Regions from separate parts of the Homo sapiens genome. Here region 2 is linked to region 1. Evidence: chromatin contacts called from ENCODE Hi-C or POLR2A ChIA-PET data. All regions are on one chromosome and are shown on one strand. Each heading gives the region's core, a stretch centred on a gene start or an enhancer-like site at or near the end of the contact. The rest is flanking DNA. Distances are from core to core; before and after follow the strand shown.

What was found. A loop is a pair of places that touch in the nucleus more often than their neighbours do. ChIA-PET counts read pairs that join two places held with the same protein, here RNA polymerase II (POLR2A). Pooled maps may share reads with other maps.
Region 2: a loop to region 1 is called in a map of PC-9, with 7 times the contacts of the local background. The contact joins the enhancer-like site here to the promoter of LIMCH1 in region 1. A Hi-C loop is called at or near these places in 1 of 168 maps with a recorded cell type or tissue (PC-9) and 1 of 50 pooled maps. POLR2A ChIA-PET finds 5 or more read pairs at or near these places in 2 of 52 experiments (K562 and PC-9).

Annotation. Positions count from the first base shown.
Region 1 is chr4:41,536,240-41,540,544 of GRCh38, reverse strand. LIMCH1 (LIM and calponin homology domains 1) reads right to left here and starts at 2,388. Exons shown (of 32, transcript NM_001330672.2): 1 at 2,195-2,388.
Region 2 is chr4:41,472,869-41,476,899 of GRCh38, reverse strand. It overlaps a transcript of LIMCH1 not described here. Among named protein-coding and RNA genes, the nearest start is that of LIMCH1, 63 kb to the left of the region's middle. Within about 2 kb of position 1,344, at least 2 of the 41 ENCODE cell types and tissues checked have a DNase peak (open chromatin) inside an H3K27ac peak, as active enhancers do; they include PC-9, where a contact is called at or near this core.

The sequences.
Region 1 (4,305 bases), core at 1,139-3,638:
CTGGTCTCGAACGCCTGATCTCAGGTGATCCACCTGCCTCAGCCTCCCAAAGTGCTAGGATTACAGGCGTAAGCCACTGCATCTGGCCCGTTTTATTCTTTTATTCTCAAATTATTCTCTCTACAGGACAAGAGAAGGTTTAAAAATCACTGAATCATGATTTTAGGGAAATATTCAACCTAAAAGGCAGGGCCAAAATCTCAAAGGGTCCCAAATTTATCCCAACAGCCAAAGTTCCTCCTCCTCCTCTTTCTCCTTCTTTTCCTACTCCTGTTTTTCTTCTTCTTCATATCTTGAACCACATGACAAGAAAAAAAAATCTAGACTCTTTACCTATATTAATTAATTTACTCTTCATGAAAACCACATAAGGTAGTTACTATATTATGTCCATTTTTACAGACGAGGAAACAAACGATTGTGTTGCCTGCCAAAGATCAGCACACAACTGAGAAGCTGCAAATCCAGGATTTGAACTCAGGCCATCTCACTCTAGAATGTCAGCTCCTAGCTGCCCTGCATACTATGTCCTGAAGGAGAGCTCTTAAGAAGGCCAACTGAAGCCTATGGGGAACAGTATCCTGGTCATTCATTTCCCAAATTGTTATTGAGTGTCTACTATATACCAGGTGCAGGGAATACCCCCAACAGCCATGGTCACTGTTCCTGTCTAGTCAACATTCCTGTTGCTTTCCTAATTGCCATTTGTTATAGCTCCCAGAGAGTAAGCATGCTGAATCCATTAGAAAAGGAAACTCAAGAGTGAGTTCTTCTTCCATATCTTTATCCTTTAAACTTTATTATAGAGAACAATTGCCACTCCTCTCAGCATTAGTTGGGACTCCAGCAAGAACCAGCTAGGACTATGTATCAGCCTGGAATGCATAGTTACAGAACTAAATGGAAATGGGAAAATGAATACAACGGTGTTAGGAAGTCCCTCTCTGCCCGATGATTAGATTGAGGAGATGTATTGGCAGCTGTAAGGAGGGTGGCTTATTCTTGCCCCTTCTTCCCTTGGGAAGGTCTTCAAAATTGGAGGAGTTATGGCTGCCCAGTCACCTTCTAGTCACCTTACAGAGAGAGCAGGAGAGCAGAGTGGCACATACCCTCAGGCAGGATTCCTGAGTCAAAGGCTGGCTGCTGACACTTGCAGCCTCTCGGTTTTATTTGACCTTCACCTTGTGCGGAACCCACCCGCGCAGCACAGGACAAACCCCTTCTCCCGGGACTGCTGAATCAGCCACTCTGGGAGTGGCAGGAGAGAAGTTTCAGACTCCTGAGACATTTGGTCTATTCAGCACCATGAAGAAAACGGCTGTAGCTCAGTGAGAGAATCACAATCAGGAGCTGGCTGAATAAAGGTGATAAAAATAGATTTCCCGACTCCACAAAGATGAATCATTTTGCCATAGGGATTCGCCAGGCTCTGTTTCAACCTGATTTTCAACCCAGCCTCATAAATTTGGCTAAGGAAAATTTTCTTCCCCTAGATAACCAGTGCCATGGAACGTTTAGCATTCAGACGGGTCTGACGGGATTTTATGAGACAATTGTCCAGAAATAACCCCCATTCCTTTCCCGGCCTGCAGTAAATAGTGACTATGAAGGACAAGGACTAAGTGGGCAAGGCTGGAGATGCAGCCCTTCCCTCCAGACTCCTCCCTGCCTCCCCAATGTCTTCCTTGCTTCTTTTCCTCCTCATTTTAAGAAATGGAAGTTTTTAAAAAGCAAAGGGGGCTGTGGAGTCAGGAGCAGAATGTGACAGGGGCTCAGGTGAAGCAGCCCCACCATGAATGCAGCCACATCTCCCCCACAACACCATGTGCTGCTGGACCACATCTTAAAAATGCAGCCAAGTTGCTTCTCATTCTCAAAATTCTCAAAAATCCTTTTTATTTTGACTAAACTAATGGAGTTATGTGTCTTGTACCACATACCGGAAAATAAAAAACAATGCTTTCCTTAGGGAATTAAAAAAAAAAAAAAGCTTAATTAAAAGCAACAGGTGCTAACAGTTATCAAAGGACAAGATGAATCCACAGGAAAGTAATTTTCATATTATTTTCGCCATACTAATAAGTGAATAAAAAGTCACTTTTTTTTAAACCAAGTATTAAAGTCTAAATAGCTTCCTTCTTTCCATCATGGATACCCCTAAGCATGTATTTCTTTTATAATGAATTTTACTTACCCCCACACGTCCTCATGCTCCGCAATGAACTCCAGCCAACCCACTCTGGGAGATGGGAGGGGCATCTCTCCTGTGTGCTCCTCGTCAGCCCCAGCACAGCAGCCGAAATGCCCTTACATTTCCTTTCCCAAAACAGTCGTCACCACTGCCAACCCCTGCTCTGTCCACAAGCAGGCTGCTGCGGCTGAAATGCTGATGCAGTGAAAGGGAACTGGAAGACAGCTGATTGCCACACCTATTGGAGAGGGAGGCGGAGAAGCCCATTCCCTCTGAGGAAAAGGAATGGCATCTTCAGAAGTAGAGATGCCAGGATTGGAATTGTGCAGAGAGCTTTGTGTCAGCCACTAGCACACAGTAGGTTTGCAGTACTGTCAGGAAATCTGGATCTAGAAAAAGCACCCAAGTGGGACCCGAGGAACAAAGACTCACTCCAGTCCCAACTCTGGAACAAAGTTGCTGCCTGACTCCAGGCAAGTCACTGCCTTCTGGTCTCAGTTTCCTTATTTGTAAAATAACAATGTTTCAAAAAGTAAATCTCTAAGTGGCTTCTAGTTCTGGGATTCTAAGACCATCCTAATGTTCATGAGCATAATAAAAAGTAAACTACCATTTATTGAAAACATCCTGTGTACCATCCATCATATTAGGTATTTTATGTATATCATCTCATTTAATCCCACAATGCTGAGATGGGATTTATCAACCCCATCTTATAGATGAGGAAACTGGCAAACTCACTCCATGAATCCCCATGAAAAAAAAGGATCATCATATTCCTTCAGTGTTTTGAATTTAAATGGAGGCATTCAATCTTTGTGCCTGAAATTGAGATGACATCTGAGAATGGAATTTCTGCACTGCTGGGAGATTAATGTGTTTACAGTCCTCTGCTGGTATAATTCTGAGGTACTAGTATTTATGGTTATGGCTGTTCATGCTACTGCAAAATCCATTTTCCACCTGTTGCTTTTTATTAAACCTCCCTAAAGGACATGAACTATTTCTTTCTGCAGATTCTAAAAGCAGGATGCTGAAATATGTGAGCAGAAGCATCGTGTGCGGAGTTACCATTTGGAATTTTCAAATGCTATAAAACACAATGTTTACAACCAATTCATCATTTATAAAAGTTTATTGGATTAATATGCCAATGGACTCACTGGTATCCTGCCATTTATTGACACAAATACATCAAGTGGTAGGCTGACATTTAATATTTATTAATAACTTCTGTATTTCCTTACCTATTTCATAGTTTCCTTGCATTATGCTCTTTTATCTTTATTGTCATTCATCCTACTTTAAGTGAACTTTTTATTTTAGAATAGTTTTTAGATTTATAGAAAGCTACAAAGATAATATGCAGAGTTTCAGTATAACTCATGTCTTACATCTTACATTCCTATGGTACATCTACATTTATCACAGTTAAGAAATAAACACTGGTACACTACTATTAACTAAATCCATGTTTTATTTGGATTTCATTAGTTTTTCCCTAATATGCTCTTTCTGTTTTAAGATCCCATCTATAATGCCATATAATATTTAATCATTATGTCTCCTTAACTTTTTCTGGACTTTCCTTGTTTCTCAGATATGCCTTGCTTTTGATGGCCTTGACAGTTTTGAAGAATACTGGTCGGGTATTTTGTAGAATATCCTTCCATTTAGGTTTGTCTGATATTCTTTCCATGGCTGGGGATATAGGTTTTTGTGAGGAAAAAGTACCATTCTTTTAACACTGAGGGAAAAGAGGAAAAGTACCATTCCTATATAACATTATATCAATCATCCTATTTTTAATGTTATGTTTAAGTTAAATCAAAAACTTAAACTGAATATAGTTAAATTTTAGAAAGGAAAAATTAGATATCAAACTACTCAGAAATCTAGTATTTTATACTGTGGACAGAGCGACAGAGAGGAATTAATTTTTGTACCATTTGAGATGAAGGTAGACCTAACATTCTAGCAGAAAGCCAGCTAATTACAAGAGAGGCGTCTAGCGAGTTCTTTTGAAATGCTTGCCAAGACAAACTTCCTACAAAAACAATCCAGAGGAAGGCACGTTTTAAGAGAAGTGCTGTTTCAGCCTAGCATGGTCTCAT
Region 2 (4,031 bases), core at 95-2,594, 63 kb after region 1:
TTGTCAATTCACTCAACACCAAAGGGGTGAAATAATAACAATCTTTGTCAGGTCCCTGGATTTTTATCTTTGTTTTTAAAAAATCATCACAAGTACCCAAAGAATCCAGCTTGAAATAATCCTATATACAACTCAGTCCCCTATGGAATGAAAATACATATCCATTAAGGGAGGGTGGAGGGGAACAGAAGGAAGGAAGACAAGATGCCTCATTTAATACCATCAGGCATTTTTGGAACAAAATATTTCCCTACTTATCTTCCTTTGGTTCCTTAGACTTATAAATAATGTATTATGGCAGGAAATCTGTTCTTTTGGCTGGTTTGTGATACAGACAGCAGGTGGTAACCCAGCCCACTAAAATGCCATTCATCACTGAGCATTGCTGATGCAGAGTGTGGTGTTGCCCCGCCAGAGGCAGCAGCAGCCATCTTGGCCTGCACAGGAGTGAACCTTGCTCAGGCTCTGTATTTGGCTCTCCTTACCTCCACCTCCACGAACAACGCCCACAGCAATGAAGAACAAGTGCTGTCTCCAGGGTATTACCAAGAACTCTAAGGAAACAATGCAAAACTGGACTATCCTCTTGAAATTACAGGAAAAAAAGCAAGGTTATTCTTTATGAAACTAATAGGTGAGAATCATGTTTAACCAACCAACCAACAAACAATGGGACCTTGTGGCCACACATCAGCTTAAACACCATTAACCAAAAGACTGGGGAAATGAAGAAAGGAATAAAGATATAAAAGGCAATTGTGAGGGCCAGGTGTGAGAGCTCATGTCTGGAATCCCAGCACTTTGAAAGGCTGAGGCAGGAGGATCACTTGAGCCCAGGAGTTCAAGGTTACAGTGAGCTATAATCATGCCACTGCCCTCCAGCCTGGGCGACAGAGCAAGACCTTGTCTCTAAAAATAAATAAATAAGAGGCAATTGTGTTATTGTTAAAACACTCACTGTGTTCTAAAAGGTCCTTGATTGTATTTTTAAAAATCTTTTTAATGTCTTTTTTTGTATTATTTTACTTTAAGTTCTGGGATACATGTGCTGAATGTGCAGGTTTGTTACATAGGTATACACGTGCCATGGTGGTTTGCTGCACCTATCAACCAGTCATCTAGTTTTTAAGCTCCGCATGCACTAGGTATTTGTCCTAATGCTCTCCCTCCCCTTGCCCCCCACCCTCCAACAGGCCCCAGGGTGTGATGTTCCCCTCCCTGTGTCCATGTGTCCTCACTGTTCAACTCCCACATTCTTTATAATCAAGTCATCCTGAGAAATGACCTAGGACTAAGGGTGTTCTAAAATGTTTGTTTAACAACCAGTTCTCATGGGAATAGGGAGATTCCTAATGTACAGCATTTGCCAGCTTCTGTGGTTTCAACATTCCCACCTTAGCTGAATTCATGCTCAACCTGATATCACTGAATGCAAAGTGGGGAAGAAACAGACACAATCCCTTCTCCCCAGTCATATGAACTGGCTCCAGACCCCTACTGCAAACTCACAGTCTGTATGACATACATTATAGGACTAAGAGTTAATCCAATTGCAGTGCTCCAACTGTATTATAATTTCTGAATATTCATGAAATTGGAGAATTTTATCAAATAATGATTGAAAACAAAGCATGTAACTATATAAACATTCAGATACTTCTAAACTTGCATATACTCTTATTTATAAACAGTCAACATCTTATAGAAAGACACAAGTACTTGAATAATGTAAACTAGCGTCCTTTCAGATGGCTGTTTCTGATTTCCTGGATACAGGTAGGCAATAGAAAACAAAAGCAAAGGTCTCCACTAAACTCCTGAAAATTGTCTCTTGGTGCCTGGTTTATTTCATTTAGCACAATGTCCTCTAGGTTCGCTCATATTGTCCAAATGACAGAATTTCCTGGCTTTTTTTTTTAAGGCTGAATAATACTCCTTTGTGTATATATACCACATTTTAATCTGTTGTGAACACTCTGTTGTTTCCATATCTTGGCTATGGTGAATAGTGCTGCAGTCAACACGGGAACACAGACATCTCTTCGACACACTGATTTCAATTCCTTTGGGTATATGCCCATTGGTGGGATGCTGGAGCATATGATAATTTTATTTTTTAGTTGTTTGAGGAACCTCCCTATTGTTTTCCAAAATGGCTATACTAATTTACAATACCACCAACAGTGTATGAGGGTTCCCGTTCTCCAGATCCTCACCAATGTTTGTTATCTATTGTCTTTTTGATAATAGCCAATCTAACAGGTGTGAGGTGATATCTCATTGTGGTTTTATTTTGCATTTTTCTAGTGATTAGAGGTGTTGAGCATATTTTCATATATCTGTTGGCCATTTGTGTGTCTTCTTTTGAGAATAGTCTATCCAGGTCCTTTGCCCATTTTTATTTTTATTTTGAGACACAGAGTCTCACTCTGTCGCCCAGGCTGGACAGCAGTGGTGCGATCTTGGCTCACTGCAACCTCCACCTCCTGGGTTCAAGCGATTCTGCTGCCTCAGCCTACTGAGTAGCTGGGACTACAGGTGCCTGCCACCACACCCAGCTAATTTTTGTATTTTTAGTAGAGACAGGGTTTCACCACATTGGCCAGGCTGGTCTTGAACTCCTGCCCTTGTGATCCACCTGCCTCAGCCTCCCAAAGTGCTGGGATTACAGGCGTGAGCCACCGCGCCTGACCACCCATTTTTGTTTTTATTTTTATTTTGAGATGCAGAGTCTCACTCTGTTGCCCAGGCTGGAGTGCAGTGGTGCAACCTTGACTTACTGCAATCTCCCCTTCATGCGTTCAAGCAATTATCATGTCTCAACCTCCCGAGTAGCTGGGATTACAGGGGCGCACCACCGTGCCTTGTTAATTTTTTTATTTTTAGTAGAGACAGGGTTGTTCCATGTTGGCCAGGCTGGTCTCAAAATCCTGACCTCAGGTGATGCCCCTGCCTCAGCCTCCCAAAGTGCTGAGATTACAGGCGTAAACCACTGTGCCTGCCATTTGCCCATTTTTAAAATAAGGTTATGTGTTTTCTTGTTAATTAGTCATTACAGTTCCTTCTATATTTTGGACATTGGCCCCTTATCTGATGTATGATTTGCAAATATTTTCTCCCAATCTGTAGGCTGTCTTTTTATACTGTTAACTGTTTCCTTCGCTGTGCAGAAGCTTTTAAGTTTGATGCAATCTCATTTGTCTATTTTTGCTTTTGCTGCCTGTGCTTTGGGGTCATATCCAAGAAATCACTGCCCAGACCAATGTCATGGAGTTTTCCCCTATGTTTTCTTTTAGTAGTTTTGTACTTTCAGGTTTTGCATTTAAGTCTTTAATCCATTTTCAGTTGATTCTTGTATCAGGGTGAGATAAAGGCCCTGAACTAGACTCTTGATTACACTGCAAGGGAGGTGATCAGTAGAACCAGCAAAACAGACCAGTTGCTATTTTACTACTGATTGACACAGGGATCTGTTGTTTGTAAAAGAGAGAAAAGACTAATGCATTTTCCAACCATCAACAGCTCTGTTCTTTCTCTGTTTTGTTAAATTGCTGCCTGCTGCCTGGGTCTCTTCAGCCTCATCCATTATGCAACACGTTGGTAGTGATGGGACCAGGATGTACCATTGCACAAAATGACAAACCTGAGCAAAGTCAAAGAAACAGAACTAACATCTCAAAGAACATGCAGTAAACAGCACACACCTTTCCTCTTCTCACTCTCGGTATTGGCAGGTCCTTAAAAGATTCACACTCACATCAACATTTACCAAGTTGTCATTTTATGGCACTGGGAGGAGTTAAAATGCAGAGGCAATATCTGTTCTTCACCTCTTGTCTTGAATGGAATTACATTATTATTTCGTGGAGATTGGCCTTCGCATTTATTCTCTGGCCTACCGAGGAGAAAAAAAAAAAAAGGCTTACAGCAGCATTTCCCAAAGTGTTTTCTGCAGAATCCTAGCTCCATGGGATGTTAAGAGATGTGATGTGGAAAGAAGGGTCCATGGTCAAGTAAGCTTGGGGAATCCT